Regions from separate parts of the Homo sapiens genome. Here region 2 is linked to region 1. A link is a loop called in an ENCODE intact Hi-C map of the cell type or tissue named here. Cell type or tissue: Caco-2. All regions are shown on one strand. Links, peaks and the distances in the headings refer to the core of each region. The heading gives the core; the rest is flanking DNA. Region 1 holds the start of PLEKHH1 (pleckstrin homology, MyTH4 and FERM domain containing H1). Region 2 overlaps PLEKHH1 (pleckstrin homology, MyTH4 and FERM domain containing H1).

Region 1 (16,868 bases), core at 4,564-12,563:
ATGGACATCTAGATTGTTTCCAACCTTTTGCTAAACAATGCTGCAATGAATATTCAATGATGTACACCATTTCATATACATCAGAGTATATCTGAAGGATAAAGTCCCAGAAAATGGAATTTAGGGGTAAATGATGTACACTTTAAATTGCCAGACATTTCTTTGGATTTTTTTTTTTCTATCAGGAATGGGAGGAACATGCTCTCCCCTACAGCTGGTGACTTCTGAAGAGGGCAGAAGAGGCTCCACATTTTTTCAGCTTAGTTGTTAGTTTCAATGAGTTTGGGGCCACAGGCTGCACCCCACAATTGCCCAACTCTGAGCAGGCCCCCTCAGCAGTCTATGGGAAGGTGGTAGAAGTGGACTGAACCATACGTTAGGAATTTAGGAGGCTTGGGTTTCAGTTATGGCTCTTCCACTTTTTAGCTATGTGACCATGGGCATATCACAACAATTTTTTTTTTAACAGACAGGATCATCAGCCTCCCAAGTTAGCTGGGACTACAGGCCCACACCACCACACCCAGCTAATTTTTAAATTTTTATTTATTTGTAGACACAGGGTCTCCCTATGTTGCCCAGGCTGGTCTTGAACTCCTGGCATCAAGCTCTCCTCCTGCCTTGGCTTCCCAAAGTGCTGGGATTACAGGCATAAGCCACTGCAACTGGCCTAAATCACAACTTTTCAGAGTCCCAGCTTCCTCCTTTGGAAAAATGGGGCCAATAATATGCAGAAACACTAATACCGATGTTCTATAAAGCGTTCAGTGATGGTACTAGCCCTATACACAGTGTCTGTCACATAGAAGACAGTCCAAACAGTTTGATGAAGGAACTGATAATTCTCCCACTGAATTTTTTAAATGGTCTTTCAAGTGTTTTACCTGAACCAAGGCTCTGTCTTGGAAGAGTTTTATGAGGTGGATTCATAGTAAAAGCTATGGAGGAGATATCCTGGCAAGCAGAAATCCCACAAGGAGAGGAGTTTCCTTCCAGATGAGGCTCTTCACCGCCTCTGCCACCCCCACTAAGGCCCCTGGTTCCTGGTGACCGAGTCCTCGCTAAGACTCCTAGGACACAATGCTCTGTGTCATTCGGCGCCCAACCTGTTTTCTTTTCTGCTTGAATGACCTGCTCCTAGGAGTCGAGCCTGAGCCATAGGGTCCCAAAGACAACACTCAGAAATCACAGAAGAAATAACCTGAGGTGAGATGGGGAGGGGTGCGGGAAGGGGTGAAAGGGAGCGAGCACCGATAGCAAGGTGGCAGCCTGCACGTCCGCTCCGAGGGCCCTTCCCAGGAGCGGCTGGATCTGACCGATCCCCAAGTCCAGGTACTCCCGGGGGAGGCTCCTCCTGGCCTCGCGGCGCGAGTCCCCTGGGGCGCCCGGCTTCCCAAGCCAGACCCGCGCTCCAGCGCTCCCCGCCGCTGGGAGCTCGCTTCCAGGTAGGGAGGCACCTGCTCCGGATCGTCCTCTGGGCCCGAGGGGCCGTCCCCCGCGCGCAGCCTGACGCCCTCCGCCGCGGCGCAGCCCCAGCCCACCACAGCGGCGGGAGCGCGGGTCGCTCACCTCCAGCGAGCTCGCGGCCGTCCCCGCCGCGCACTGGGCACACGGGCGCCCTCGGGCCGCCGCCGCAGCCGACCTTGCGTCGCTCTCGCCGGAGTCCCGGGCTGCCGCCGGTTCTCCCCTCCCCGGCAGCAGGGGTCGTGGGCTGCGGGGCGGGGCGAGGCTGGAGCGGGAGGGGTGCCCGCGGGCTCGCTGCACAAAGCCCGGCCGAGCCTTGCTGCGCCCCATTCAACGCTCCGCCGGGCGCCCTCCTCCCCTCGGCTCCCCGCCCGCTCCTTAAAGGCAGAGCGCTGGGCTCAGCTCTCCAGGCAGCTCGCGGAGAGGCACAGGAAATGACCTCAGCAGGCTCCAGCCTCCCACTTCTCCGCACCGCTGGGCTCGTCCCTGGGGCGGCAGGGAGGGCGGCGGGGTGTCCCGGGCGCCGGCCCGGAGCTCTCCGAGGAGGCCGCACCAGCTGCCGCAAGGGGTGGCCAGAGCGCCCCGGGGATCTGCTTGACCCCAAATAGCGGGGGACCCTCGCGGGCTGCGGGACAAGACCAGACCGTCTCCGCCAAAGGTTCCAGCATTCTCCTGGCCACCTGTGGGAACTGTAACGTCTGGATATTTGGAACAGAAGTCCATATTTCAGTCTGGCAGACCAAATGTTCTGAGTTGCAATTTGCAGGAGAAAAAGAAAAAATAAGTTACGACAGCCCAGAGAGTAACTTACTTGCTTATTTTCTGGTCTCGCTATGTTGCCCAGGCTGGACTCGAACTCCGGAGCTCAAGTGATCTTCCCGCCTGGGCCTCCAGGCCGGCTTATGTATATGTTATTTTAAAGGAGGGCCCAGGAGGACCCTGGCTGCCAGGCAGTTTGCAGGGCAGTCATCAGCGTGCCCATGTGCTCCTCGTTCTCAGACATTTGCAGATCTCAGATCGCCCAAAGCAATCTCATACCCAGAGGGGTTGGAAAACTCAACATTTGGCTAGGTGAGCCTGGAGTAAAGAAGATGCAAATAGAGACCATTGCAGGGAGGGATCCACACTTCAAAACAGAGCCTTCTTCCTCAACCCTGCAGGCTCTCTGTCAGTGAAGGACTGAACAGAAGCAAAATACCATCAGCGCCTGTTTCTCCAAATGGTCCTTGGAAGACTCATCCCAGGCACCATGAAGAACACCCCCACCCTGGGTTTGAATCTGAATCTCTAACTAAAGTACCCCAGGCCATTCTCACGTAGAAGTTTTGAGAGCCCAGACACTAAGGAAAGCTGGTAGTGCAGGAGGCCAAACGTGAGAATTTAACTGGGCCAATGGGACTTCAATGGCTGAACTTGCAAACAGCTTTATAGCTCGTGGGGATTGGGATAGATTAGCCCCATTTTGTGGGACAATGCTCAGGCTATCCACTTCAACATTCCAGAAGTTGCATAAGGAAGCCCAAAAACACGTTCTCTGGATTTTGCTAAGAAGACATTAATTCATTCATTCACTTTTTTTTTTTTTTTTTTTTTGGACATAGGTTCTTCTTGTTCTGTTCTCCAGGCTGGATTGCAGTGGCACAATCATAGCTCACTGTAACTTGAACTCCTGGGCTCAAGCAATCCTCCCATCTCAGCCTCATGAACAGCTGGGACTATAGGCACATGCTACTATACCCAGCAAAAAAAAAAAAAAAAATTTTTTTTTTTTTTTAGTAGAGGTGGGGTCTCAAACTCCTGGACTCAAGAAATCCTCCTGCCTCGGCCTCCCAAAGTGCTGGGATTACAGGGATGAGCCACCGCACCTCGGCCCAGAACTCATTTAATATAACTTTGTTATATAGTGAAAAGAGACGCACCATGGAGAGTGGAATGGGAGGAGCATGCTCTCCCCTATAGCTGGTTACTTCTGTAGAGGGCAGAAGAGACTCCACATTTTTTTCAGCTCAGTTGTTACTTTCAATGAGTTTGGGGCCATAGAGTGCATCTCACCATTGCCCAACTCTGAGCAGGACCCCTTGGCAGTCTGTGGGAGGGTGGTAGAGGTGGACTGAACCCTACATTAGGAATTTAGGAGGCTTGAGTTTCAGTTATGTCTCTTCCACTTTTTAGCTATGTGACTTGGGCAAGTTACAACTTTTGTTGTTGTTGTTGTTTTCTTTTAAGAGATAAGATCTTGCTCTGTTGCCTAAGCTAGAATGCAGTGGCAATCATAGCTCATTGCAGCCCAGAACTCCTAGGCTCAAGCAGTCCTTCTGCCTCAGCCTCCCAGGTAGCTGGGACTATAATACCCACCATCACCCCTAGAGCCCCTTTCTTTGGATATTAGCTTATTATTACAAGTGACCTGACAAAGGAGAATGGAGGATGGAACAGAGAGATGGGAAGAAAAGCCATCATGTGCCTGAGTTGAAGGATATGCTAGGGCATTCTTGTGAAAGAAGATGAGGCCGGGATGGGGACTTGTCAACTGGTCTGAGCCAATTTAGTCCTTCAATGATTGTATTAGCTGCCATGGGACGTGAGAGGTGAGAGGAGGCCATTCGTCTTCTTTTCTGTAATCTCCTGCAGGTGGGATATTAAAAATAGTTAAGGCCAAATTCTGCCAAATATACATGTATTGGCAAGCTGGCACAAAACAGTCACACAGCCTGCTTCAAGAAAATGGGGCAGTTGGCCTGCTCTGGCTCTCACACTCCATTCATGCAAGGGCAAATAATCTTCCTGGCCAACTCCATGTTTTGAAAACTGCTTATTTCACCAATAAAAGATTATTTCTAGCATCCCTCAAGCACATTAAGCCCTTGGGTGTATATTTTGATGTTGTTTGAAGTGCTTATGTAACCATTTTCTGGAGTGCGGATTCCTGATTAGGGCACTTCAGATGCTAACTAACCACTCTAGGAGTTACAGGAGAGTCACTTTATATACACACACTACATGGTTTAGGCTGGAATGTTTAAAAAATAAATTCCTACAGAGTCAATATTACAGCATCTTAGTCTGGGCCTTGTTCCTTGGACAGCACTATGGGAGGGAAAGGGGAACTTGGAACTGGCCAGAGCTCAGTTTAAGCTTTATCACTTAAGTGGTGGTGGGACCTTGGGGCAGTTGCTTAAGGTTTCTGAATTAATTCCATGTTTGTAAAATAATGATGATAATAATTCTGGCCTCTTAGGGTTGTTGAAATGATTAAATGAGATAGTATGTTGTCTGGCATGCAGCAAGTGATCTATAAATGGAAGCTTTTGTTATTTATTCTTTGAACAAATATTGGCTGGAGTTTACGAGAGATCTTGTAAATCTCTGTTTACAAGATTGCAATGGATAAGCAGATGGCTTGAGAGACAGGAATAACTCTAGGAGAGCTGGTGAAATGGTTGACAATTCATCTTCCCTTGTACGAGCCTTCTAGAAACCCTGCTTCCCATCCCTACCTGCTTTCTCTGAGCTCCAAAGAGACCCTCTCCTATATCACCAAAAAAGCCTCAAATCAAGGGATCCCCTCCTCCTGCCTTCAGGACCTGGTTCTCAGTTACTGTTGGAAGGGGAAGAGAGGGGAGAAGAAGGAGAAGGGAGTTTCAGACTCCCAGGAAACTTGGGGCCAGTCCTAGTCCAGGCTTCTGCTCTCTGCCTTGGGTCACAAAGAAGTCAGGAGGTTACTTCTACTGCTGAATCTTTGGGAGCAATTTGGCTCTTCGGTGATTGTCAGGATTAGCCACCATGGGACATGAGAGGTGAGGTAACCATGGGTTAGAGCAGAGTGTCAAGAGTCACCATCTAAGTGGGGCTAGGAAGGCAGTGATTGGACATGCAGAGAAGGGCCAGTTAGGAAGGAAAGGAAATGGCCCAGTGGCTAAATCCTCAGTGTGTGTGTGAGCGTGTATATGTGTGCATGTGAGATGGGTATGGAAAGATGGGAGGAAGTGTCCTAACTTTAAGTATGGACTCTTCTTTCATTTATTCATTCAGTTACTCACTAACAAATATCTATTGAATACTTGCTATTTTCCAGCCACTGTGCTAGGAAGGAAAGTGTGGCAAGTGTGACCTATCAACTCTGGGCACAGGCTTTAGAACTAGACATGCCTGTCCTTGAATCCTGGCTCTTCCACCCAGGGGACACAGGGTGGAAGTAATGCAGTTACCACATACATTCACTGCAAATAATCTGTTCAGTATACCTGTGGGTATGGGAGCCAGAGAGAGCCAGGCAGCGGATGGGGAGGGGAGGGAAGGTGTTCCTCGTTTGTAAATCAGGAATCAGAATTCCTTCCTTAGAGAGTTATTATAAAGATGGAGATAAAGGGCCTGCCTCAGTGCCTGGCATATTATTGGAATCTAGTAAATATTATGAAATGAGGAGGGAACTTGAAGGTGTAGAGGTGTAAAGGACTAGCAAGGCGCCCAAAGACTAGGGAGCTGGAAAGTACCCAGGAGGAGCAGCATGGAAGGAGGGCCTGGTGGAGAAGGATTCCAATGAGGAGGTGGGCAGTGATTCCAAATCTAACCTCATGTCTTAAAATGCTGATCTGAAAATACAGATTCCAGGCCACCTCTAGCTATTCAGATCAGTGGGCCCAGGAGTCTGCATTGTCACGCACCTGTCTGGGGTCTGTATTGACTGGTATGCCCTTGAGTGATTTTTCTCAGAGAGCAACTGCCAGGGCGGAACTGATGTAATTACAACACATATCAATGCAAAATGCTCTGTCCGCTGCAGCTGCGGGTTATACGGGCAAGAGAGAGCCAGGTGAATGGGGGCTTAATGGGATAGGGACAGGAGAGGGAGGGAGAAAGAGCACCTGAGTTGGGAGCTGGTGGAGCTCAGGGAATGAGGATCAGGTAAATCCAGCCATCTGACTGCAATTCTAGATCATTTTAGAGTTTGCAACATCCTAGTTTTAAAGCAGCTGTCTTATTTCTCCAACAGCTTTCATCAAAGATGAGAACAATGGCTGCTCACATCAATTGGGGGAGGGAGGAACTGGGCAGGGACCAGCTTTAAGTAGGTGGCAGGTTCTCCAACAGCCCAGGGAGCCTGTGTGGGGAGAGACTAGGGCTCCAAGAAGCCAAGGAAACCCAGGCCTGTCAGAGAGCTGCCAGTGACCCTTTACTTTTCTGGGACACATGTGTGGCCGCTGTAGACAATGGGTTTTCATGCTGACAGTGGGGTTCAACTTCCAGAGTTCAAATTCCAGCTTTGGCACCTAGCTCAGTTCTTGGCACTCAGTAAGTACTCAGTAGATGCTGGTTGTTATTATTATCTCCTCAGCAGAAGACAGACCCAAGCCAAGAGAAAGGAAAGTCTCCCAGCCCTACCTCACCCTCACACTCCAATCTATCTGAGTCCCCACCAGCCCATCTCAGAGCTGAACTACGAGAGGTCCTGTGTTCATACATTCATCATGTGCTTGCCGAGTGTCCACAGTGGGCCACTGTAGGAGAGGGAGAGCGTGGAGGAGTAGGTGGCTCAGTACAGGGCAACTGGACTTTGGAGGGCCTCTTCATGCTCCTTGACCTCCCCTCCTCAAAGCCACTACTTTCGCTGACAGGAAGAGGCCAGAGGTCTGGGGTGGGGTCCTACATGCAGAGCTGTGAGTGAGTTCTTGCTCAGCCACTACTTTGCTCCGCAATCTGAGGACATCTCAGCAACTCTTTGTGCCTCACCTAACTGTAAAATAGAAGCAGGACCTTCGTGGCTGCCATCCTCAGCCTGGAGATAAGGAATTAATGGACACTTCACCAGGGTCATGCTGGGGAATGAGGGGCTGCTGCGGTACAAAACACATTGTTGGTTTATCTGAGAATTGCTGAATGGGAATAGAAGCAACTTCACCAAAACACACCGGGGACACAGCCAGCCATTGCAGGGCACTGCAAACAAATGAAATCTTTCTTTCTAATCTCCTAATTAAAAATCGAAACATTTAAAGCCATATTTATTGAGGGCTGACTTTGTTCCTGACCCACTAAACATTTTAGGAGGAATCATCTTTTTTTTTGAGATGGAGTTTCACTCTTGTTGCCCAGGCTGGAGTGCAATGGTGCGATATCGGCTCACTGCAACCTCCGGCTCCCGAGCTGAAACAGAGGAATCATCTTAATTCTCACAATTCTCTGGAGCTGAAGCCATTTTTATCTCCATTTTATAGATGCATAGACTGAGGCTCACGAAGACCAAGTGTCATGGCTAAGCTCAGATAGCAAGCAAGTGGCCAAGCCAGGACACAAACCCTGCCCTGCCTGACTCTAAAGACCACGCCTTTAGCCACTCAGGTCTTGCCTCTGCTCAGGGATGTGTGGGTTCCCTTGCGGGGCACCTTCCAGGCTGAAAGGTTGCAATGAGTGAGCCACAAGTACCCTGGGATTCACAGAAAAGGAAATAAGTGAAACACATGGATAGAATGAGCTGACCAAGCCATTGCAGCTCCCTCTGCCCTGCCCCTAGTGGCTTGGCCTGAACCAATAGGTCTATTATCTCCCTTGATGGTCAGGACTTCTCCTTGTTGTGCTCAGGGTTTTCGATGGTGTGTCAGGGCTCATACCCTACTGGAAGCTCTCTTTGCCCTCCCCTCTTTGTAAAAGGGGGTGAGTTCTGATGACAAACCTGCCCTCAGTATGGAAGCCCTGGACATGACTGCCAGCACATTGGAGACTATCTCTCAGCACCATCTAGTGGCCAGGATGGCTTGTTTGTTTTCTTCAAGGACCCTGAGCCCCAGCATTCTGGCTCCCAGTCAGGTGTAGGGCCAGATCCATTCCCTTCTGATCTGACACTGCATGCTTTGGTCACCTCTAAATGTGGTGATTAATGGGGATTTAAGCTGTGCTTAAAGTGGAGACTTTAAACTATGCATATTTTTATCCTGTTCAATTTTGCGTCGTTTCAGGGAAGGGGGCTAGAACACTGAGATGTATAAAAGACTAGGAAAAGATGGAAAGAATATTCTCCCCTTTCTTAGTTCCATGCATCTGGCACCAAGCAATGCATACCTTTTCCTACTGTGCAAAGCACAAGACCAAAAGCAGCATGCAAAGACCGTCAGCTTGGCACTCATTCCAAGCAGGCATCTTACCTACCCATGTTACACGGGCAGGGGACAGGAAGAGATGCCGCTGCACAAAGTCCAAGCTGCAAGTCAAGGATCCTTTTTGCTCTGCTACAGATAAAGTGATGGGATACAGAGCTGGCACTAGACCGACTCCCAATTGTATTAGGAGCTTTGCTTATGTAGAAGTGAGCTCTGGGGTTTTCAGAGTGGTGATATGGAGAGTGCGCATTTCCAGAAAGGAATTCTGCATTTATAGGTTCTGGATTTCCTAGTCCAGGTCCGGAAGAGGAACTACTAAAGTGGACCCACACAAAGGAATCAGGTAGAGCTGACAGACAGGTCTCATATATAAGGTTGGTGATGGAGCAGAGCAGGCAGATTCCTAGGATGGAAAGCCAGTAGGCATTGCTCTGGGGCTGACACGGGGCTGCTGTTTCTTCCAAACACTGCACATTGCCTCACTGGCCATTGGGGAAACTCTCAGATGGCTTCTGGAATGGTTTGATCTTGAAAGTAGAAATTTCCTGGGCACAGGGCATCATGCTTGTGTGAATCCAGGATCTCTGGAACAAAAGACACTCCTGAGAAGATCATGGTTCTTTTGGGAGGCAAAATTGTTAATGTTGAAATAAATCCACTGGAATACTCAAAGTAACTTTCTGTAAATATATTTTCCCGTCAAGCATAATAAACTGCATATGCAGTAATGTACATCAGATTGGAAGCCATTTATAGAGGGAAGAATCACTAAAATGTTACTAGGACCTTCCCCACTCCAAATCTCCTTTCGCTGACATGGCATGTTGTGATTCTTGCGTCCTTTCTTCAGCTACAATTGTGACTATTTCTCACAATTTATGTTAGGAGAAGAATGAGGGGTGCCCCTAATATTTATAGCAGCAATAACAGCAAAATAAAAGAGGGGAAAAGGATCCAATTGAAATGTCCGTCAATTAGGACTAGTAAGTAAAGTATTAAAATTATGATTCATCTAGAAAATGAAATACTATGCAGCCATCAAAATGTATGATGAAGAATTATATTTATTGACAAGGAAAGATATTCATTACTTAATGTCAAGTGAAGCAATGTCTAGAAAAGCATGTAGAATATGATTTGTTTTATGTAAAACTGTATACATATAACTATATGTATATTTATGTATATAAATATGGGTAGAATTATTTTTCCCAGAGATTAACAGTGACTATCTTTGAGTGGAGAAATTTGATATAATGTTGTTAGTTTCTGCTTTGTTCTTTTCTATATTATGTAAGCATTTTACAAGGAGTATGAATCATTTTTCTAATAAAGCTATTAAAATGTTTTAAAAGTATTGATCCTCATGAGTAAGTAGAAAGCCGAGATTCAGAGAAGTTGACATCTAACTCAATAAAGCCACAACCTGCCAGTCCAAGAGCCAGAGTGTGCACCCATAACCACCCATTCCTCAAGTTTAATGCCAACGTTTTGAGTTCTGCCTCCTTTCCCTTCATTAAGATACCGGGGAGAGATATGGCAATGGGGACCTGGGGGAGTTGGGGATCACTGTTCAGATCAGAGGGGCCTCACATCTTTTGATATTATCTGGATCCCTATTATCTCTTCAAAGCAATTACACTGTGACCACAACAGCATTACTGGATTCCTATTATACAGTATGTTCTTGTGGTTTGGCGGTTGTCCAAGGCTTGAAGGAGCAGACACAAGTCTGGGGACAGAGTTAAGTTGGGTCCCTACTTCTAATTCAAGCCCATCTCGCAACTTTCAAGAGAAATGATGTATTCAGCCATTTTCTCCATTTGAGGAAAGAAGGAAAATGAAGCTAGCTGGGTGTGGTCCATTGGTCGGACTGCAGGAGGTTCTGGGTGGGAGTGGCATAACTTCAAGGAAGAAGTCCTAAGCCTGTGTTCCTTTGTCTACCCCTTCTCACTCCTCCTCAGCCACCCATGTTTGTCCACACTCCTAATTGTAGCACCAGAGACCTCATGACCTGACCTTTGGCATTCTTAGAGTTCTGGGCACCAGCCAGCTCAATTCAGCCTGGTGAAAAATTAGCAGTTACGACAGGGATTGGGGTCCAGTGGGCCCAGTGTCTTCCTAGAACATGAGTTTGGATGTAAACAGTAAAAACAGAGCCAGGTTTGGTGGCATGCATCTGTAATCCCAGCTACTCACTAGGCTGAGGCGGGAAGATTGAGCCCGGGAACTTGGGGAACATATGAGATTTCACTTATTAAAAAAATAAATATCAAAAGCCCAAGGTTGTGAGAGAGTATTAATCTCCCATTAAACAACTACAGGGCATTTACAAGGTCAAAGTGGGTCTCTGAGCGGCCAGTTCCTTTCTTAGCCTATCCACTCAGAACACAGACATGCAGTTCCAGAACAAAGGATTCATCCCCTCTGTGTTCTTGCTTTGTGTCACTGGAAACCCTCTTTGTGTCACTATTCTTCCCTCCCTGTCCTCATATCCCTCTACTGTATTCCCTAGAGAGGTCACAGCTCTATACCTGACATTACTGCCCATGGATATGAAGAAAAAAAAAATTCCTCCAAAGATATTGTTTCCCCTTCCCACGTCTGTTCTTTGCTGAGGGACCTAAGAGAAAGCAGACCTTGACCTACGCTGTGGGCAAGAAAGAAAGGCAGAATCTTTTAACAAAAAGAAGTGTGTATTTACAAATGCTGGTCAATCTTGAGCCAAAGCCAGAGTTTAACCTACAAATAAGACATGGTAGAGATACAGCATGGCCACAGAAACAGCCCCATTGTAGAACACAAATAATCGCACATCTTCCTCTGCGTGGAGGTGTAGAATCTAAAGCCATTACTTGGAGCACAGGGTAATGCTTTGTTATAGACCATCTTGCATTGCTCTCATCTTCCAAATGCCTAGGTTTCATTCTTTGCTACCTGTATAACCCTACCTGTATAATCCTTAGCACAGTGCATGGCACATTAATGGTTGTTGAATTGAATAACAAGTTGAATGACTTTTTTTCCCTAGCACTGTACTGTTTTGAGGACTGGACTCCTCTTTTTTCTTTTCTTTTTTTTTTTTTTGAGATGGAGTCTTACTCTGTAACCCAGGTGGAGTGCAGTGGTGCCATCTTGGCTCACTGCAACCTCAGCCTCCTGGATTCAAGCAATTCTCCCTGCCTTAGCCTCCCGAGTAGCTGGGATTACAGGCTTCTGCCACCACACCCAGCTAATTTTTGTATTTTTAGTACAGACAGGGTTTCACCATGTTGGCCAGGCTGGTCTTGAACTCCTGACCTCGTGATCCACCTGCCTTGGCCTCCCAAAGTGCTGGGATTATAGGCATGAGCCACCGCGCCCAGCCTGGGCTCCTCATGAAGTCAGGAGCCCAGTTCTCAAAACAGCACAGTACTAGGCAAGAGAAGACACTCAATACACATTTGTTAATTAATTGGCATCTGAGACTAATTGAACTAATTCCCCGGACAAGATAGAGTCTCTGGGATCATCAACCCTTTGGGCTTCTGCAGCCTTTCCTGAAGGTGGCAGGGTTCTAGCAGGTCCAGGACAAGGAGGGTAAAAAGAATAGAGATGGGGTTTGCCCCACCCTCTGCAAGGCAGTGGGCACACTGCCTCACCACCCGCTCCAGGCTTGGCTGTCTCTCAGCCGGCTCCTATGGGAGAAACCTTTTGACTCAGATCTACAAAAAGAAAGATTTTCCCAGTCTACCCCAACCCAGGACCTAGCTGTGACTTGGATGAGAATGCTGTGATACAAATTCTTAACCTATTAATGTTGCCAAGTCCCAAGATATCCTCCTGCAATCACTGTATCTGGCTGAAATTTCTCTTTGAACTGATATAGTGAAGTTGGGACAGGCACACAGTGTCCCCCCAGGCAGAGTGGCTTAGATAGCAGCATAAGAGCTTTTAGTTGCAAAGCCTTCTCATAACCAGGCTCGCCTCAACAATACTCCTTTGTCCCCCCTCAGACGACTAAGCTTCTTGTATCCTGGCAAAGGGAAGCACAGAGGAGAGGTGACCAGCTTGGAGTTTGGATTTTAATCTCCAGGGCAGAAATTCTTTTAAATTTGCCCAGCATCTAGGCTGACTGCTGAGTCAGAAATGAGAGCAGTAGAGTGGGAGAGGAGCGGGTACGGGGATATGTGTGGAATGGGGCTCTCCCGCACAATCCCCAACTTTCTTTCCTTTTTTTCTTTTTTTGTTTTGTTTTGAGACGGAGTCTCACTCCGTCACCCAGGCTGGAGTGCAGTGGCACGATCTCAGCTCACTGCAACCTCCGCCTCCCGGGTTCAAGCGATTCTCCTGCCTCAGCCTCCCAGTAGCTGGGATAACAGGCACGCTCCACCATGCCCGGCTAATTTTTGTATTTTTAGTAGAGACGACTTTCACTATGTTAGTCAGGCTGATATTGAACTCTTGACCTCGTGATCCACCCGCCTCAGCCTCCCAAAATGCTGGGATTACAAACATGAGCCACCGTGCCCGGCTTAATCCCCAACTTTCATAGTCAACTCTGTCCTCTAAAAGACTTACGATCACAGTTAAACCCATACTTAAAAGTATGAGGTGATGTGGTTTCAATGTGTGCTCTTATTCTCACTTTGATTTCTTTTAACTTTGGTCTTTTCCTCTCTTAATTTACTGCTCTTCTTATCAACCTGTGCTAATTTTCAGGGCTGTCTTAGTGCACACCCATTAATGTCTTAATGCTTTATGGATGAATTCACATGATCACAGAATCATGAGTTCTTCATTTTCAGGCTCAAGGTGTTCATGAATACTGCATAGTCCTTATCCACTGGATTTTCTTTTTGATGATGAAAAAACAAGAGAGGACAGGACCTTTAAATATCCCCAAAGTAGCAAGACACTTTATTTTAAGACTTCTATGAAAGTACCTACCTACCCCTTTCCCACATGGACATATGGATACCAAAATCTTCTGATAAACCCACAGGACTTGATCATTTCTCCTGGGCCTAATGCCTCTTCTCCCTCCACTGGTACCCCTTTCCATCCCTCTGTGACATTTTATAAATATTCAAGGGCATCCTTAGTAAACTTTTGCATTTGCTTCCCCTGTCACAATGCACTCATTCCTGAGCATAGCTCACAGCTATACAGAAGTCTGACTTTGTAATGTAATTTATGAAGTTACCTAAATGTAAATTATGGACTTTGGGTGATAATGATGTGTCACCCAGCTCTATACCAACCCTAGCATAAGAAGTGATATTATTCAACAATCTACATCTTCCTGTCCTGGTACTTTTCAGAGCCTCTTGCTGCTTTCTTGAGGCTTACCTGTTTCTCCATTCACTTTCTCTCATAGCCAAGAACTTTACAGAGAACAACGATGAGATACCACACTATACACCAATTATAATGGCCCAAATGTGGAAATACTGACAAGATGAGGATGTGAAGCAACAGGAACTCCCATTCATTGCTTGTGGGAATGCAAAATTGCTACATCTGCTTTGGAAGACAGTTTGGAAATTTCTTATAAAGCTAAACATACTCTCACCACACAATCCAGGAATTGTGCTCCTTGGTATTTGCCCAAAGGAGTTGGAAATTTATGTCCACACAAAAACCTGCATGGAGTTTATAGCAGCTTTATTCTTAATTGCCATAACTTGCAAGCAACCAAGATTTCCTTCAGTAGGTGATGGGTAAATAAACTGTGGTACGCCCAAAGGAGTTGGAAATTTATGTCCACATAAAAACCTGCATGGAGTTTATAGCAGCTTTATTCTTAATTGCCATAATTTGCAAGCAACCAAGATTTCCTTCAGTAGGTGATGGGTAAATAATCTGTGGTATATCCAGACAATGGAATATTATTCAATGCTGAAAAGAAATAAGCTATCAAGCCATAAAATGGCATGGAGGCAACTTAAATGTATATTACTAAATGAAAGAAGTTAGTTTGAAAAGGCTTTAAATGGTGTGATTTCACCTATATGACATTCTGGAAAAGGCAAAACTGTAGAGCAGGTGAAAAGAACAGTGGTTGCCAGGGGTTAAGGGGGAGGGAAAGATGAATTAGCAAAGCACAGAGGACATTTATGGCAGTGAAAATATTCCATATGATACTAAATGGTGGATACATGTCAATATACATTCATCCAAACTCATAAAAAGAACACCAAGAGTGAACCCTAATGTAAACTATGGACTTTGGGTGATAATGATATGTCAAAGCAGCTTCATCAGTTGTAACAAATATACGACTCTGGTGGGGGATTCTGATAATGGGAAGTCTATGCATGTGTGGAGGCAGGAGCTATGGGAAATCTCTGTACTTTCTTCTCAATTTTGCTGTGAACCTAAAACCACTGTAAAAAATAAAGTCTAGGTCAGGCATGGTGGCTCACGCCTATGATCCCAGCACTTTGGGGGGCCGAGGTGGGAGGACCACTTGAGGCTAGGAGTTCAAAATGAGCCTGAGCAACATAGGGAGATCCAGTCTCTACAAAAAATAAAAGAATTAGCCAGGCATGGTGGCGTACGCCTGTAGTCCCAGCTACATGGGAGGCTGAAGCAGGAGAATCGCTTGAGCCTAGGAGTTCAAGGCTGCAGTAAGCCATGATCATGCCACTGCACTCCAGGCTGGGCAACAGAACGAGAACCTGTCTCAAAAAAAAAGTAAAAAAAAAAAAAAACAAACTTACAGGGCCACTGAGTCAGGTACAAATTCCCTATGCTGCTTGCTTCCCCTTGTCCTGGACTTTCGCTGTTTGGGGGGTACTTGGCAGCCTTTCCCTTCTTGTAGTAACAGTCCCTTATTTCTTTCACTGCCTCTAATCACGATGTGCAGTACCTAGTAGGGCTTACACCAGAGTATCCGGATGGACCCTTCCCTGTCCAAGAGGGAAGGTGAATGCAGGACTCAACTTAGGCAAATTTGACTCTTTATGCTTGAGCAGAAGTGATGAAAAGATTGGCGTCTAGTTGCTCTGGCAGGACAGCCCCGAGGAGACCCTCGATTACTTCCCATTACCTGGATTCCCAAAACTGGCCTTGTGCTGTGCTAGTCCTTTCGAGCTTGTTTTGCCAGCATTCCCTTTAAATATGCGAGCCATCTGATCATATTCTTTTCCAATGAAATTTCTTTTTTAGACTTAAGATAGCTAAAGTTGGTTTCTATTGCTTGCAGTCAAAGAATCCTACGTGATCTGAGTTTACACTCCTTAGCCTCTTTATGCCCCTTTCCTTCCTATTTTGAGAAGGGGCAGTTGCAAAGAGACTCCCCCATTTTCAAATGCTGGCATATTACCTTGACCTCTTCTCACCAAGACCATATCCATATGTCCCATCCCCCAGTTCTTTCCTACCCAGCTTGTTTTCCTGTAAAGCTGATCCAAATAATTCCAGATTCAAGATTGGCTTCAACTTCAATGCTTCTTCTGCTTCTACCTCACTTCTTGCTTTCTTATCATAGCATCTGCAACAGACTTCATGTGATCTTCTCTTGATCTCCCATTTCCATGCTCCGTCTCCCTCCTAGACCCTTTCTGATCGGGCTGCAGGTCAGTTCCTCCACTGGAATCACCCTCTTGAGCCACATCTCTCCTAACTTGTGGTCAGAGGGCAGCCCCTGGGAACCAATTCTCTCTAACAAGCATAAAGAAATCTTTCTGATTCCCTTTGAAAGTCATCAAGAAAATTACTTATGGGGGACAAGAGCAAACCCTTTATGGCTGGTTTCCTTTGGGGGAAGGGCAGAACAGTTCTTGCCTTTCAGAATATATGTCTAAGGACCTAACATGTTCAAGGAACTTTAGAGATACAAAGATACTTGAAAGATTCTTCTTTTCCTTGCCAGGTGGTGGAAGAGAGATGTGAAGAGAACTACCATTTACTGCCTACCGTGGCGGGGCCTTTACATGACAGTGTGGAGCTACTGCCACTTATTACCTGTGTATTATACTATGTGTCTGGCACTATGCTAAGCACCTTATATGCATTCTCCTACTTACTCTTACAACTGCCCTGGGCTTGGGTATTATTGCCATTTCCATTTTGCAGATGAGAAAAATAGGCTGAGAAAAGTTAAATGAACTTCCTTAAGACATCCAACTAGGATGGAGAGTCTGAACTCAAAACCAAGTTTGCTTGAGCAAAGCCTGTCTGTTCCTGGCCCATACCACCACACCGCTCCTCTTGCTTTGACAAGACACGAAGGCAAAGCAGGGGCTGGTATCCTTTGGTGTGTGTTAGTGCAGCAGGGGTGGTTTGTTCCAGGCCCCTTCACCTTCACCCTGTACTTGAATCACT
Region 2 (14,440 bases), core at 5,403-13,402, 55 kb before region 1:
TACTCGGGAGGCTGAAGCAGGAGAATCACTTGAACCTGGGAGGCGGAGGTTGCAGTGAGCCGAGATTGCGCCACTGCACTCCAGCCTGGGCAACAGAGCAAAACTCTGTCTCAAAAAAAAAAAAAAAAAAAAATTTGCAAGTGGATGCAGCACCACTGCACTCCCTTATATTCTCACCTTGACTCCGCATTTCTCCCCTTTGGAATTCAGAGTGCCAAGCCCCGGCTGGACTGCTTGATTGAAGTATACAGGAGCTGCCAGGAGATCCTGGCACACCAGAAAGCCACATCAACAAGCCCATGAGCCCCAGCGTTCAGAAGGCCAGCATTGTCTTCCATGGGAGATGACTCTTAAGCCATAGGGGCTGGTTTTCCGTACTCCAAACCATCAGGTGGACACAGTCCTAGGAACCATTATGGATGTAGTGCATCTTAGAGCCATAGAGCAGGTGACTGGAAATCTAACTCAGTATATTTCCGTGTATTATAGTGTTTTCCTTGTAAGGTTTTGCCTACTTTACCAAAGGAGGGGAGACCTTAAGAATTTTGACACAGTATGTCAAAAGTAATGTCAGCAAAGAACACTTTCGGAAATTGCTAAGCATGTTCAGGTTTACTTTGTTGATGTTTGTGAAGCAAAACAATGGGAAACTGACATCAGATGTCTTGAGAAAGCTATATTTTCCAATAGTACCCCTTGTGTAAAGTTACGAAAAAAACAAGCCCTTCAGTACTGGTTAGCAGGAAGAAATGTCCTACAAAAGACGAGTCTGTCAACCTAGTGCCTGTGTTCTGTACAGGGCTTATTTATTTACTGTTAATAAACAGATCTTCCAAAACACACAGTTACCTGGTTCACAGATAGCTGCTTTTTATTGACAAACAAGATCATAGTATTTCAGTCATGGTGTCAAGCACATTAATACTTTTCTGTTACTCAGCATTTTTTTTTATATCAGTTCAAAAGCTACTTTTGCCAAGAAGGATGAGACAAAAGGCCAGACAGAAATTGGACTTTGGTTTTCAGACATGGGACTCTCATGTTAACAAAGAATAAATAAGCAAATATTGAATCCTTTGTTTCTAAGTTAGTTTCTTCTGTATAAGATTAATAAACTAAAGGGTTCCTGAAGGGTTGGGGAGGAGAGAGGGTGGGGGAAATAGATTGACCCCAAATTCAGTGTGAACACAGCTCCATTCTTGTTTACTCTTCCTTTGGACTCCTACTTTTCTTCTAAACTCTCTGGGTAGATAATGTTATCCTTATTGGCCTTAGAGATACCCAAGATATTATAAAACCAGAGCTGTTATGTCTGTCACCAGCCCTGCAGGAATTATTCAGGAACCTGTGGTACATGTGACTTGTTCGAGGTAGAAATGTCTCAGCTAGATCCCCAAGTTGTGGGGTGAAAAGTGTGAACAGAAATGGCTGTAAAACTACTTGCCTTGCAAAGTCAAGTACATTTAAAAGAGGCAGAAACTTGGATGTGCTTCTTTTTTCATCATGCTTGTCAGTTTACGGGGTGAGAGAGGAGAAGCTTACAGCAGCTGAGGTGTTCAGATAAACTAGTTCTGGCCTCGCAGTTTTTGCTGTGCAAAAGATACACACATTGTTGGGGTTAAAGGCTTGGTTTTGGGTGCTACTGCTAAATATACAGTTTTCAGCACTTTACTGACATATAGTAAGGCTGCCTTAGAGCTAGGAAATAAAACTCAGTTTCCTAGATGTTGGAAAATCAGAGTATGAACTCTTTCGTTTTGTTTTTGTTAGGGGAGGGTGTGTCTACAACCTGTCTAGAGGAGACTGTCTAGTCTCCTCTGCACTCAATCAGAAGGTCTGAATTGAGGGGGATTATGGTATTATCAGTAAGGCAAAAGATGAAAGAAACTTTTTTTTACCTGCTACTCTTAGGCTAGGGCAAATGTCACATATGTACCCTCACCCTCAAACTAATTCCCAGCAGAAGTTTGCCAGAAGTCTCAAGGAGCATATCCAGGCCCACATGCCTGAAATAGTCTTCTGTGTTTCTGACTCATTTTTGGTGGTCTTACAGCAGCAAAAAGCAGAGTGCATTTGCTTGGTCTTTTACAAGAAGAAGGAAACAAATGATGGCCCACTACAGTGAACACAGCCTTCACCGAGCGCTGTCCAGTCATTAAAATGAGACAGGGAGGGGTCAGATTGGACCTACCTCCTGCCCTTGCTTGCACATTGCGTGGTACTGGGTTTGGCCTAAAGTCCAGTGTGAGGAAAACAGCTTGAATCTTAGCAGGTATAGCATGTTATCCTGCAAAGACTGCCCCAGAAGGGGCTGTACCAATGCCTACATACCAATAATGGGGAAAAATGAGTCTATTCTTTTTTCTCCAACTCTGTCAGCACCTTTCCCATTTGGGAAAGGCAGCCCAGTTTAGTGAGTTCTAGGCTTCTGACAGAGTGTAGGAGAATTGGAAATTTTAGTCCTATCCTGTTTAGCGACGTTCACAAAACTTCAAGTATAAATAAGACCATATACAATATTAAAAAATTAGCTTCTGGGCTGGGCGATGGCTCATGCCTGTAATCCCAGCACTTTGGGAGGCCAAAGTGGGCAGATCACCTGAGGTCAGGAGTTCGAGACCAGCCTGGCCAACATGGTGAAACCCCGTCTCTACTAAAAATACAAAAATTAGCCGGGCATGGTGGCGCACACCTGTAATCCCAGCCACTCCGAAGGCTGAGGCAGGAGAATTGCTTGAACCCTGTGGACTGGGTGACATAGTGACACTGTGTCCCCCGCCCCCCCCAGAAAGAAAATTAGCTTCCTTGAGAGTACCAGTGCAGAAAGCCTTAACTTATAGCACTGATGCCCTCAGTAACAGTGGATCATCCCTGTCTATGTCTAGAATCAGGTAGCATCTGGAGTCATTATTCTTATGAAAAAAGGAATAAATGGTTTTAACACTGGGTCTGGATTTTAAAAAGTTGAGCCCTGAAACATTATAAGGCACCTAGAGAGTAAAGGCTTCACAGAGACTAAAATACACATTTCACAGAACAAGAGTAGCCGGGGGCTGTTAGACCCGTCACAGTAGTATCATACCCTAGGATATATATCTCTAAATCCAGAGGCACTAGTGGTGTTGGGGAATCGGGTAGGAGAAATATTCACAGCAACGTTGGCCCCTTGGTAGCACAGGAAACAGAAGAAAAGAACTGTCGTCCATCCAGTTCCCACAGCTGGCAGGCTCCGGGTGGGTTGGTGGGGGGGTTCACAGTTGTAGTGCAATGGTTCATATAGCTGGCCATGATGAAGGTAGCTTCTGCAATCTAAGAGGAGGTCAGAGATGTGAAGGAATTGAACTAGCCTTGGCTTGAATCCTGGCTTTCTTACTTATTAGCTCTTATGCTGAGTTCCTGGGCCTCAGTTTATTTAATCTCTTAAAATACCCACCTGGGAGAAAATATCCAAAGGGAATCATAACTGTGCTGTTCAGAGGCCCAGTGGTGTGGGCTCCTGTTGGTCTGGAGATCCTCTCAGATGCACAGTGCCCTTCTGAGAAAAGGAGGCCCAGTGTTCTGCTCTGGTTAGCTCTACAACCAGGGAAGGGGCCTTCTTAAGAAAGGGATCTGGAGATCCTCCCCTTTAGCAGGGGTGGTATTAAAGGAGGAGTAGGTTTGGCAAACTCTAACTTTAGGATTAAAAAGGAGAACAACAGGGTTTCCAGTTAATCACACGGGAGTCAGGAACAATAAATCAGAACTTAGCCTTTGTAATTATTATTTTTGCTGGTCAACACTTCCTGTATTGAGTAGGAACAAAGTCACTAAAGCAAAAGAGGTCTTTTTGCGGTCTTCCCCACAACAAGGAAGAGGGAGCACTGTGGGACTGTCCCACTTTGTAGCTAATGTTGGGTCAGCAGAACCCAGGGGTAACATGCGAGCACCTTAAAGAGGAATCTGCCCTGCCTTGAGGACTGCTGCAAGGAAGAGAAGAGCACGTAAGCACCCAACTGAGGACTGCATGATGCTGGGGCTTGAGAGAATAAAAAAGAAAAAGTGAAGAGCATAATAGTAGCTAGGCCAGAGTTAGTTCCCTCCAAATATGTCCCTTTACCTACTAGCTGAACATTGATACGGAGATGCAACACCACCTGAACCTTTGGAATACTAATTACAGACAAGACCAACAATTTTATCTGGGCAGGGCCCTTGCAGAGCACTAGCATAACCCCAGTTTCCTTTCTAAGCTCCAAGCCCACCACATCTTGCCAGAGTAGAACGTTTTAACAGCTGTCAGACCTACCTTGGGAGCAGCCATCCGGAAGATCAACTTCTCAATGTGGCTTTTTCCAGAGCTCTTGTCTGGGATAGATCTAATCACAAGCATGAAGTCATCCCTGCAGCCACCAAACGTTGTCACTGAAGAGTAGGGGTAAGTGATGTGCACTTGCTGTGGAAAGGAACCAGTCAGTTGTGGGGAAACTTTCCACCTGTCCCCTGAGCTAGGAACCAGCATCCCCTGTCTCTTCTAGGCACAGGAAAGGAGAACTCCCAAGTGGTCATAATTTGGAGATCTCCATCTTGAATATCTACAAGCAGTGTCTAGACTAGAGGACTGGTGCTTGGGCAGGAGTGGGGGTAGGGCAGCCATGGTCACTTGGTTCAGGCTTTTGAGTCCACAGAGGAGAAGAAAAGACCATGTTGAGGAAGAGGAGGGGTCAGGGAGCAGCCTGCATCCTTTCATACCATAGTGTTGTGGTCCAGGATGCTGACGCCATCCTCATTCACAGCAATCCACACCAGAGCGTTCTCCTTGGAAGACAGCTGGGCAGGCTGGGGAAACAGAAACAACCCATCAGATATATCCATAGTTAGAGATTTTGAACTATAATAACTTTCTGAGAAAGAAGGCACATCCAGGGATCTGCTAAGCAGTGATTTCCAGCCACCTCATCTTGGAAAACAAAGATGATATTTGTACAGTGTATGCAGGAAATAGACAAGGCTGCTTGTGACAGGAGACCCTTGGCCTTGGGGCTCTGGCCACCTACTAACCATCTCAAAGGCAGAGGCGATCATTCTTTTGATGTCCCTAGAACCCATGCTGCCACAGCACACTGGATGGAAAGCTCTGTGCTACAGAATAGAGGCCAGCCCTAGCTGCTCTGTTAGGGGAATGGGGAACAGCTGGTTTTCTCCTAGTCTTGGAAACACGGCATTCCACCTATAGTCTCCAAGCCGAAGTGCTTCTGACTTCAGCCAATCTCCTAGGTGCTGTAAAAGAAATAGGAAAGCAAGAATGCAGTCCTGTGGCTTTAGGCCCTATCAGTAAGAAAGTGACTATTTAGTGGACATTCCTGTAATGACTAATTTTCACTGCCAGGACTACAGTATGGTAATCCAGAAAATCTCTCTCTTAACCCAAAGGGAGGCAGATAGACATTGGACATGCCACCTTTTTCAGAAGCTTTTCCTAAGCTCCCAGACCAAGTGGGTCCCTGTTATATGCCTTTATAACACCTCTGTACATCTTCATAGCATTTGTGATGGCTTATAAATATATATTAAATACATAGAGAAAAAAATGAATACGATTATTTGATGAATATACATCTCCTGCACTAGATGGGAAGCTCCAGGAAGGCAAGGACTGTGTCTGATTTTCTCACTTCTTATAACCTCAAACAACCAGCACTGGACATAGTAGGAGCTCAACTATTTGTTGAATGAATGAATGGCCATTTTCCGATCTGTGGCTTCAGTAAACAGGATCACTGCCCAGCTTTGAGCTGTAATTATCTATAAAGTTTATGCACAACAGACACCCAGTGAAGAAAAGTTCCTTCTGAAATTACTGTTGGCCACCTGGCCTTCATACAGAGGTGAAATTAACTGTTGGCTAAGTAATTTGATTCCCCTGTATGCCATGTCAAACCAGTGGAGATGTATTTGTTTAGGTTATACATTGTTCTTTCAAACTTTAAAAAAAATGAAAGCACTCTTGAGAGGGCTGTTATTTCAAGTCTGAATCTTTGTGTGTGTGAATTAGTTGATCACATCTTTTCTTTTGGGGCAGTCAACAAAGGACAAATGAAGATAAGCAATCACAATTCTGCTCTGGACTGTGGAAAGCTGGACTAGGCCAGAAACAGTGGAGGGATAGTGACCTCTGGTGGTTACTGGTATGGAGGTAGGGGCTGCAAATTGGTATGGCTCAAACATGAGCAGTTGGGGACACACCTAAGGGTGTGGGCAGCTCCTTCCACTGGCACTTACCTGAGCAGCAAAAAGTTTAGCACCAAAGAAAGGCCATTTCCTGGCCACGGTCAGGTAGATGCGGATGCACTCAGGAGGGGAGCATCCTTGCAATGTTGCCCATTTTGTGGTCAACATATCTGCCAGGTGCCTGGTGTGGGCAGATGGAGAGAAATAGTGCCAATGAAGTGCCGACGTGTCTTCATTCCAGGCCTGAGACCTCCCCACAGTGACTTGCTGCAAGACCTTGTAGCCTACCTACCTCAGCTGTTCAGCGGGGGCCCCATGTCTATAGCGCCTGGGGTGGAACCTGTCTAGGACCTGCTGGAGAAGATGCTGAGCCTTGGCAGGGGATGTGCCTCCAGGGCCTGGCAGGGCAGGCTTCTCCAAGTCCCCATATTCTACCTGTGGTAGAAGCATATGAAGAGACCAGTCAAAATCTGACAGTGGATGGGCCAGGTGGGGGCTGTTGAGAGGTGAAATAAACCATTTCTTTATTACCCTATTGGTGGGGTGCGAGTGGTTGTGAAAAATACTTTAGAAAAACGCTTCATCTCAAGTTTTATAGACACTAGAGAAACAAACTTAGGGCCCTCGAATATTAGAGATCACCGACCAACTTTGATTTTGCAGCTGAGGTGAAGTGCCTTTTCCAAAGACACAGTTAATTGGTAGCCGACAAGGGAAAACAATGTGGAAATTCTGGCTTCCAGTCCAAAAATATGGGCTATAGAATTGAAGATGCTACAGATCCTAGAGTACAGCAGAGTGTTCCAAATGTGGCCTTTGGAGTTGGACACCTGGCGCAAATCCCAGCTTTGTGTCCCTGATCAAGTTACTTAAACTCTCTGAGCTTCAATTTCCTCATCTATTAGGTGGGAATAAAAACTACAATGGAGGATGCATATATGCTTAGTACAGGGCCTCCTAGAGAGTATTCCTATTGATATTTATAAAGATCAACTATTACTGTTTCCTCTTCCTTTCCAGCATGTAAATCCAGATTCTTATTCTTTTTTAAAAATTTTTAATTTTTAATTTTTGTGGGTATATAGTAGGTGTCAGACTCTCTTATGGGAGTCATGAAGGTATCCCAGATACCTTTGGCAAGATGGCCTTCTAAATATAATGGGAAGGAGAGTCCAAGTCTGAATGTGTGTTCCTCTTCCTAAGTCTACTTAGAAGGTCTGATGGTTTATGAAGTTTACCACATACATTACATGATACAATTATCCAGGTATCATACTTAGTACAACCCTGTGGAGGCTGGCAGAGGTTTTTGTTTGTTTGTTTGTTTTGTTTTGTTTTGAGACAGAGTTTTGCTGTTGTCGCCTAGGCTGTAGTGCAATGGCATGATCTTGGCTCACTGCAACCTCTGCCTCCCAGGTACAAGTGATTCTCCTGCCTCAGCCTGCCGAGTAGCTGGGATTACAGGCGCCCACCACCACACCCAGCTAATTTTTATTTTTATTTTATTTTATTTTATTTTTTTTCAGTAGAGACAGGGTTTCACTGGTCAGGCTGGTCACGAACTCCTGGCCTCAGGTGATCTGCCCGCCTCGGCCTCGCAAAGTGCTGACATTACAGGCATGAGCCACTGCTCCCGGCCAAGTATTTTTTATTTTGGTATACTGAGAAGGAAACTAAAGCATAGAGAAGTGAAGTGACTTGGCTAAGACCTCATAGTTGGAAGGTATATAGGACTCAAACCCAGGTCTCTGGATTCCAAGTCCAGCCATCTGCACGCATCCTATATCTGCGGTGAGTGAGGAGCTCTGATCTGTAGAAGTCAGCTGCTTTCCATCCCAGAGATGGCAAAGCTGCCCTCTCCTGAGCACCACAGGATCTGCAGAATCTCTCCTGTGTTTCAGGCTGCATGGTGCATTCATTCTAAGCTGGCAACCCGACCCTCCTGCTTCCTGAACAGAACCTTACCTGGGCCATCAGGGCAGCCATCTCAAGAGCCAATTCCTTGTTGATAGGAAACCTCCCTGCCACTATCTCTCTACTGGTTTGAGAGGCAAGGAGCAGCCGTTCTCGGTCCGTCTCCCCTTTGACTTGACTGCGAAAGTACAGCCTACAAAGAAGAGAATAAGAAACCAGGACTCAGCAGGGATTCCAAACAGGGATGGGGCTTTCTCTGGGTCTGTTACCTTTATTTCCAAAAAGATAAAGTACTCTTTTCCCACTATTTATGAGCCTATTTTGTATTGCCTCCAGAAACATATAACCGAGTATGACACAGAGCAGATGCAGGGTCATGCTGATCTCATACCAACAGGAGGGCATGGTTCATTCTGAAGATACCATTAAGCTTACTGGATTTAGTAAGGGAAATCTGGTACCTGGAGTTATAGATTAGGGGACTGGATGAGGTAAGAGTCCAAGAGACTACTGGAAACTATTTGCCTGGAGACATACTGAGATGGAGGGATGGGATTTTCTTACTCAAATTGATAGAAAGTCAGGATGTCTACTTCTGTATTTCCTGGAATTGGTATAGGAAGTACTTAGTCTTTAGCTATAACTAGCTGGTGCTTATACAAAATTTCACTCTCATAAAGTAACACACTTAGCCATCCCATGAGGTTGGTCTATTTTCTATTCTTTTCTTTTTTTTGAGGCAGGGTCTCACTCTGTTGCCCAGGCTGGAGTGCAGTGGCGTGATCTCAGCTCACTGCAGCCTCAACCTCCCAGGTTTAAGTGATCCTCCCACCTCAGCCCCCCTGAGTAGCTGGGACTACAGGTACATGCCACCATGCCCAGCTAATTTTTGCATTTTTTGTAGAGGTGGGGTTTTGCCATGTTGCCCAGGGTGGTCTGGTCTGTTTTCTTGGCAGATGTTTGTGTGTGTGTGTGTGTGTGTGTGTGCATATACACACACGCACACGCAGTATAGGGAAGGCTGACAGAAGGCCTGAGCTGCCCAGGGTTTCACAGAGTATCAGCAGCAGAGCCCGCCTGCACCCCAGCTAGTGACTGCCAGGCAGTGTTATATCTGTGGGTCCCTCCCCCCGTCTGGATAGGCTGTCTAGTCGAGGAGGCGATGAGCTGGCACCCAGTGGCAGCCCTTGTGTTTGGCCCCACCCTCGTGCAGTGCTTAGGACCTGTTCTTGTACATCAGCTTCACGACGCGTGTCCCACCCTCAGACTTTCCGGGGTGCAGCTCCTTCATGGCTTGTTCCCACTTGGAGATGGCATCACAGATCTTGAAAAGGCAAAAGAAGAAAGTCAGAAAATTTCCTGATAAGGAGAGAAGGGATCAAGGTCCAGCCAGGGCTGGACTCAGAGCAGAAGAGCAAAGAAAACTAAGGAAAAGTCCTCCCACCAGGAGGCTGACCTGCGGAGCTTCATGCTTCCTGGACCCAAGGTGGCAGCAGCTCCCTCACAAACAGAGGGAACCCTGGACAGGGTGAGCAATAAAGCAAGAAATCTGCCCTGCTGGTGTCACCAGCTGAGGGGCCTCCCCAGAGGCTAGGCAGCCCCATGGCCTTCGAACACCAGCTCCATTTCCATTCCACTGACTGCTATTCTCCTCTTCAACAAATATGCCCAGAGGGCTACCATGTAACAAAGCCTCACAGATGCCCAGACATTGGCAAAGAAGGTATGTGGCATAGTTTTTCCAGGCAATGTTAAAAGACCATAGAAGCCTTTGTCCTGTTAAAGACAAGCAAACACTGGAGCCAAATATGCATCAAAGTGCTAGAGCACATTCTTACAAACACTTATCCCCCAGGACAGTAATCCCAGACCACAATACAAGATTGATCTTAAATCCCATCCAACGGCCTTTACTTATAGGAGCACCATAAGGACCTGCCTCTTTAAAAGTGTGGTTCAACCTATAAGCATGGCATAGGCCCTGAAAGAAAGGGTAAAAGTGAGGTGCTGGGTACCACCTGACATCCAGGGGGTCCAAGCACACAGCTGTGAGCCTCTGAGTGGGCACGTGTAGGCAGTGGCTTCGTGGGGCCTCACTGTCCCTACACCAAGCCAAGAAGAGGCTTTTCTTCTGGACGCTGCACAGCCACTCGAGGGAAGTAGGTGTGTAGCGATCTTGTCTCCAGAGACAAGGGCACACAACAGCTTTTTTCTCCCTGCCCAGGTACATTTTAGGATGGCACAGAAATGCTGACTAGGGCAGCACCTTGGGCTCAGCACCAAATGAGCTACCAAACAGTCAGACACCCATCAGATGGGCTCTTTCCCCACCACCAATATCCCTGAGCAGGGAGGGGCTCAGCTGGCTTAGTGGGAGGCTGTCACCTTGACACTTCCCTGCAGGCAGTGCTCCAGGTCCCTGCCCGAGGGATCGTCCGTGAAGAGGGCAAAGCCAGAGTGGGATGGCTTTCTCATGCCTATCTCCTGGTTCAGCCGCTGGAGGAACTCATCAACCGTGGAAGAGCCGTCAAAACCAACCACCTGAGGCGGGAGAAGAGTTCCAACCCTGAGTGAACCTCCTGAGAGGAGCTCACTAGGGCTGGTGGAGGTGTCTGGATACAGCAGGTGGAAAGGAGCAAGGGCAAATACAAAAGGCCAAAGCAAGTTGGTTTCTGTGTTCACAGGCAAAGGGCCAGTGCATGAGGGATGTGAGCTTATCCACTGTAAATGAACTGGGCATACCTGGGTCCCTCCTTTACCAACAATCTTTTGGAGGCCCTTTCTTATTTCTTGGTCAGCATCTCAGCTTCCCTGTTCATGCAGTGAGTTCATAATATCTACTTCTGGGGCAACAGTGAACAATCTGCCAAGCCTGAGCCTAAGGCCCAGGGGTATTCTCTGGATGGTGACGTGAGAAGACTCGGGGCAAAGAGCACGCCCAGCTCCTCACATGGTAAGTCCCGTTGGTAAAGTGCACGGGGATGCTGAAGGGCAAGGAGTGGTGGAAGGGGTTACGCAGCAGGATGGACACCACTTCCATGCGCGATGGCCTGGCTTCCCGCTCCCCGGTCCGCAGGGTCCGCTCCACTGCCCGCTGGCAGTAGGTGGCATACTGGCCAGTTTCACTTCTAAAAAGACGGAAGAGGGGAGTATTATGGGCTCTGCTCATCTCTGCCACTTTGGCACCCCGGATCCCTATCTAGACTCAGCCAGGACCAAAACTGTAGCTGGGGCAGGTTGTGAGAAAAGCCCTGAAGACTCTGGTCTGGGACATTAATTTGTCATTCAGGACCTTTATATAGCAGGTTGCTGGCATGGATATTTTCTTCTAGAACCCAGAGGACATAACAACAGAATAGCACTTGGGGACAGTTTGGGAGCAGTGTGGCTTCATGTGAGAGTTGCCACAGTACATCCGTGGATACATGGATTGGCGTGCAGAGAAGCTTAAGCATGCCCAGATCCACACGTGCCCATTTGTGCACACGGCAATGGGTGAAGTCTCCACGACCACTGAGCGGTTTCAGAGGACAGGAGTGATCTGGTCTGCCCTAGACTCCTCTCATCCCTCTTATTCATGCGGCAGTTGGCAGTGCTCAAGTGGCAGAGGAAACGGCCAGGTTCACTCACCTGGGATCTGCATGGCGTTGGAGCTGCTGCTTGACATACCAGAGGAAGTGATGCTGAGGCAGGAAAAGTGGAGCACACAGAGCGAGGAGCTGCCAGCACTGCCAGGGACACAGACAGCGTGGGGTGAGTGCTGGGCCTACAGCACCACCTGTCCTCATAGCCCTGAGCTACAGAGCCTTCAGCACTCTTTCCCCAAACCAGAGCCCCCAACTTGCTCTGGGTGCTGGGATGGCCAACTTGGTCAGGCTGTGTCCAGAATGCAATCACCCATCTGTGCATAGACAGCTCAGCCGTACTGATGCAGCTTGGAGCACAGAGGCTGCCCGCTGGCTGGGCTCACCGTATACCTGCCCAGTCACCTCCTCCCACCTTTCCCACCTGGCAGCCCTTGCCAATGGCTTCTGTCAGCTGCTCCACCCCTGGCATGCCTACCTGCATGAGGGAGTACTTCTGAGGTGGGCGGCAGCTGGTCTGCTTCATGAGTTGGCAGTAGATCTCACTCTGCAGCTCGGGGTGAACCAGGCAGACCTGCAGTGCGGTCTGGGCCAGGGACACATGGTAGTCCACCGAGGCAGCTTCCACCGGCACGTTGATGAAGAGCTGGCAGGACTGGGAGGGAACAGCAGTGAGCACAGGCAGACCAGCATCCCCTGGGTTCAGAGAACTCAACGGCTTGGCCATTTTCCAAGGGCTCCAGGGAGGTTAGAGTTTACTGACAGCCCTTTCTAAGAGGGAGCACTGCTACTGTTGGAGGGCATCTCTGCTTACTAAAAGGGGCTATGGGCTACTTTGGGATAGAAGTTTCCTTTTTAAAATGTTCTCATTACATTACATAAACAAGACAAATTCCTTAAAAAAAACAAAAACAAAAACAGAAAACTCAAACATTCACAAAGGACATGCTAAAATAGGTCCGAATCTCTCAGTCCAGAAGCAACATAAACCTCGCCTTTTCTGCTTAACTACAGGAGGAGGGGAGCTCCTCCAGGGAGAGTTTTCATTGGCATTTCCCAAGGACTTGTGCATGACGTTCCAGAGCTGCTTCCCTCCCAGTGACAGGATTACATTCCTGCCATCCAGGAAGTGATAGGGACCCTGGGAAGTTTCCTTCCCTTCCTCTCCAGATCCCTCTGTGGGTTGTCCCCAACTGCACAGGCCTTCTCCACCCAAGTATTGCAAGTATCCCAGCGGTGGGCCTGGCCGCCACCCCAATTTACCTTGAAGAGCTTGAGGGCCTCCGTCTGCAAGGCCTCAGAGGGCAGGGTGGTGAGGGAGGCGTATAGGCCGTCTTTGCTGTAGCACAGCATGGGGTGCCTCCAGAGCGGCGAATCTGCCCAAAGCACGGAACCAGAGAGCAAGGGCAGTTACTACTGAGAGGGGACTCATCTCCCACTCACCGCCATCTTTAATTTATGGGGAAGATAGTGGTTTATCTTCCGTCAACACTTGGGTTGTGCTGGGTTTATCATCCATAGAGTGTGGGGTGTACAGGTGGGCACTGCAATGAGCACCCTCATATAAGCATGGCCTTTCTCGTGGAATGGCAGTAGGGGTGAGTGTGCAAGGTTGTGGGTGTCTGAGTGCAGGTGGATGTGTGCAGGGGAGGCCTCTTTCTTACTGTGTCAAGTCTGGATGGAGGGGCATATGAATTGGTCAGAAACAAACAAGCCTCAGAGCAGTAGTAAAGGGGTGTGTGTGGTATATGCCATTAATTAGTTCCTCAGGGCCCTGATAATCAGTAGCAAAAGAAAGACTCCAAACAGGTTAGTCCGATCCCAATTTAGGCTTCACTTGTTGATTTACAAACTCTAACTATAGATTAACCAGCTACCTTCTTTCCTCAGCCCTCTGCCCAGCCAGCAACGGGGCAGCTTGATCCAAGTAAAACATTTACCCAGGTCCCTGGAAAGCCTGCTTCCCAGATAAACTCCCCCAGATGCAGAGTGGTCACCTTAGTATCTCAGCCGGAGACAGAGGGGCCCTGGAGCTTGGATGGGAACTTCCCCTCTGTGGCTTAGATGTTTTAAAAACAGCTTCAGGGTACAACACTGCTTTCTTTGGGATCTTGACCAATAGTCACCAAGCCACTACCCTCCAACCCAAGCAGTGGTGGCCACCCTTGCCTTACCTGGATCTCCTTCACCATCCATCAGTTTTCCAATGAGCTGCTCATAGGCAGTGCCCACCTTGGCACTGCTGCCACCTGCAGCCACTGTGAGGTGGTAGAGCCACGTATCCTGGAAGAGGGCGGAAAGCCATCGGATGGGGACGGGGTGGGAAGAGTGGAGGCAAGAGCTCCAAGGAGGACTCCTTGAAGGGACCAAGCCCATGTGGGGTTCAGCTAGTTTGGTTGGCATGAGTCAGGGCTACCTGGAAAGACTGAGGATCAGGTGAACATGAACCCAACTTTCCAAATTTGCGATTCTATTACATGACCTCAGTGAAGCAATGTTGGTCACTGGGAATAAATTCAGTATAAAGGAATATTCCCATTCAGAGAATATTAGTTGCCAAAGTGTCCAAAAGGAAATAAATTTGAATTTTGGGAAGCTCAGGAGAAAGAGAGAAGGGAAGATCAGAATCACAGGTCCAAGCTTGGCCCTGGAGGCCCAGCCCTCTTCCTTACCTTTTCATGCTTGGTGCCAATGAGGAGGTAGGTGGGGCTGTGCTCTGTGGGGTGGATCACCAG

The links. A loop is a pair of places that touch in the nucleus more often than their neighbours do. Peaks named below come from ENCODE experiments on the same cell type or tissue, not always from the same donor. Only the 100,000 strongest peaks of a DNase experiment are listed, where the experiment ranks them.
Region 2: a loop joins it to region 1, with 8 times the contacts of the local background. A loop is called at or near these places in 59 of 110 quality-filtered maps.

Annotation. Positions count from the first base shown.
Region 1 is chr14:67,518,100-67,534,967 of GRCh38, reverse strand. PLEKHH1 (pleckstrin homology, MyTH4 and FERM domain containing H1) reads right to left here and starts at 1,678. Exons shown (of 29, transcript NM_020715.3): 1 at 1,570-1,678. It also overlaps a transcript of GPHN not described here and a transcript of TMEM229B not described here. RefSeq lists a silencer at 1,585-2,054. In Caco-2, for the core only: CTCF peaks have their summits at 7,895 and 8,103; a DNase peak (open chromatin) is centred at 8,117.
Region 2 is chr14:67,575,943-67,590,382 of GRCh38, reverse strand. It overlaps PLEKHH1 (pleckstrin homology, MyTH4 and FERM domain containing H1), which reads right to left. Exons shown (of 29, transcript NM_020715.3): 16 at 14,378-14,440; 17 at 13,880-13,988; 18 at 12,969-13,081; 19 at 12,184-12,360; 20 at 11,752-11,849; 21 at 11,072-11,249; 22 at 10,507-10,662; 23 at 9,345-9,445; 24 at 8,173-8,314; 25 at 6,500-6,642; 26 at 6,259-6,388; 27 at 4,729-4,815; 28 at 4,286-4,432; 29 at 771-3,309. The coding sequence ends at 3,148. It overlaps PIGH (phosphatidylinositol glycan anchor biosynthesis class H), which reads left to right. Exons shown (of 4, transcript NM_004569.5): 4 at 211-1,065. The coding sequence ends at 303. It also overlaps a transcript of GPHN not described here. Among named protein-coding and RNA genes, the nearest start is that of PIGH, 17 kb to the left of the region's middle. RefSeq lists a silencer at 6,055-6,104. In Caco-2, for the core only: a CTCF peak has its summit at 6,176 (motif pointing left); DNase peaks (open chromatin) are centred at 6,172 and 9,582.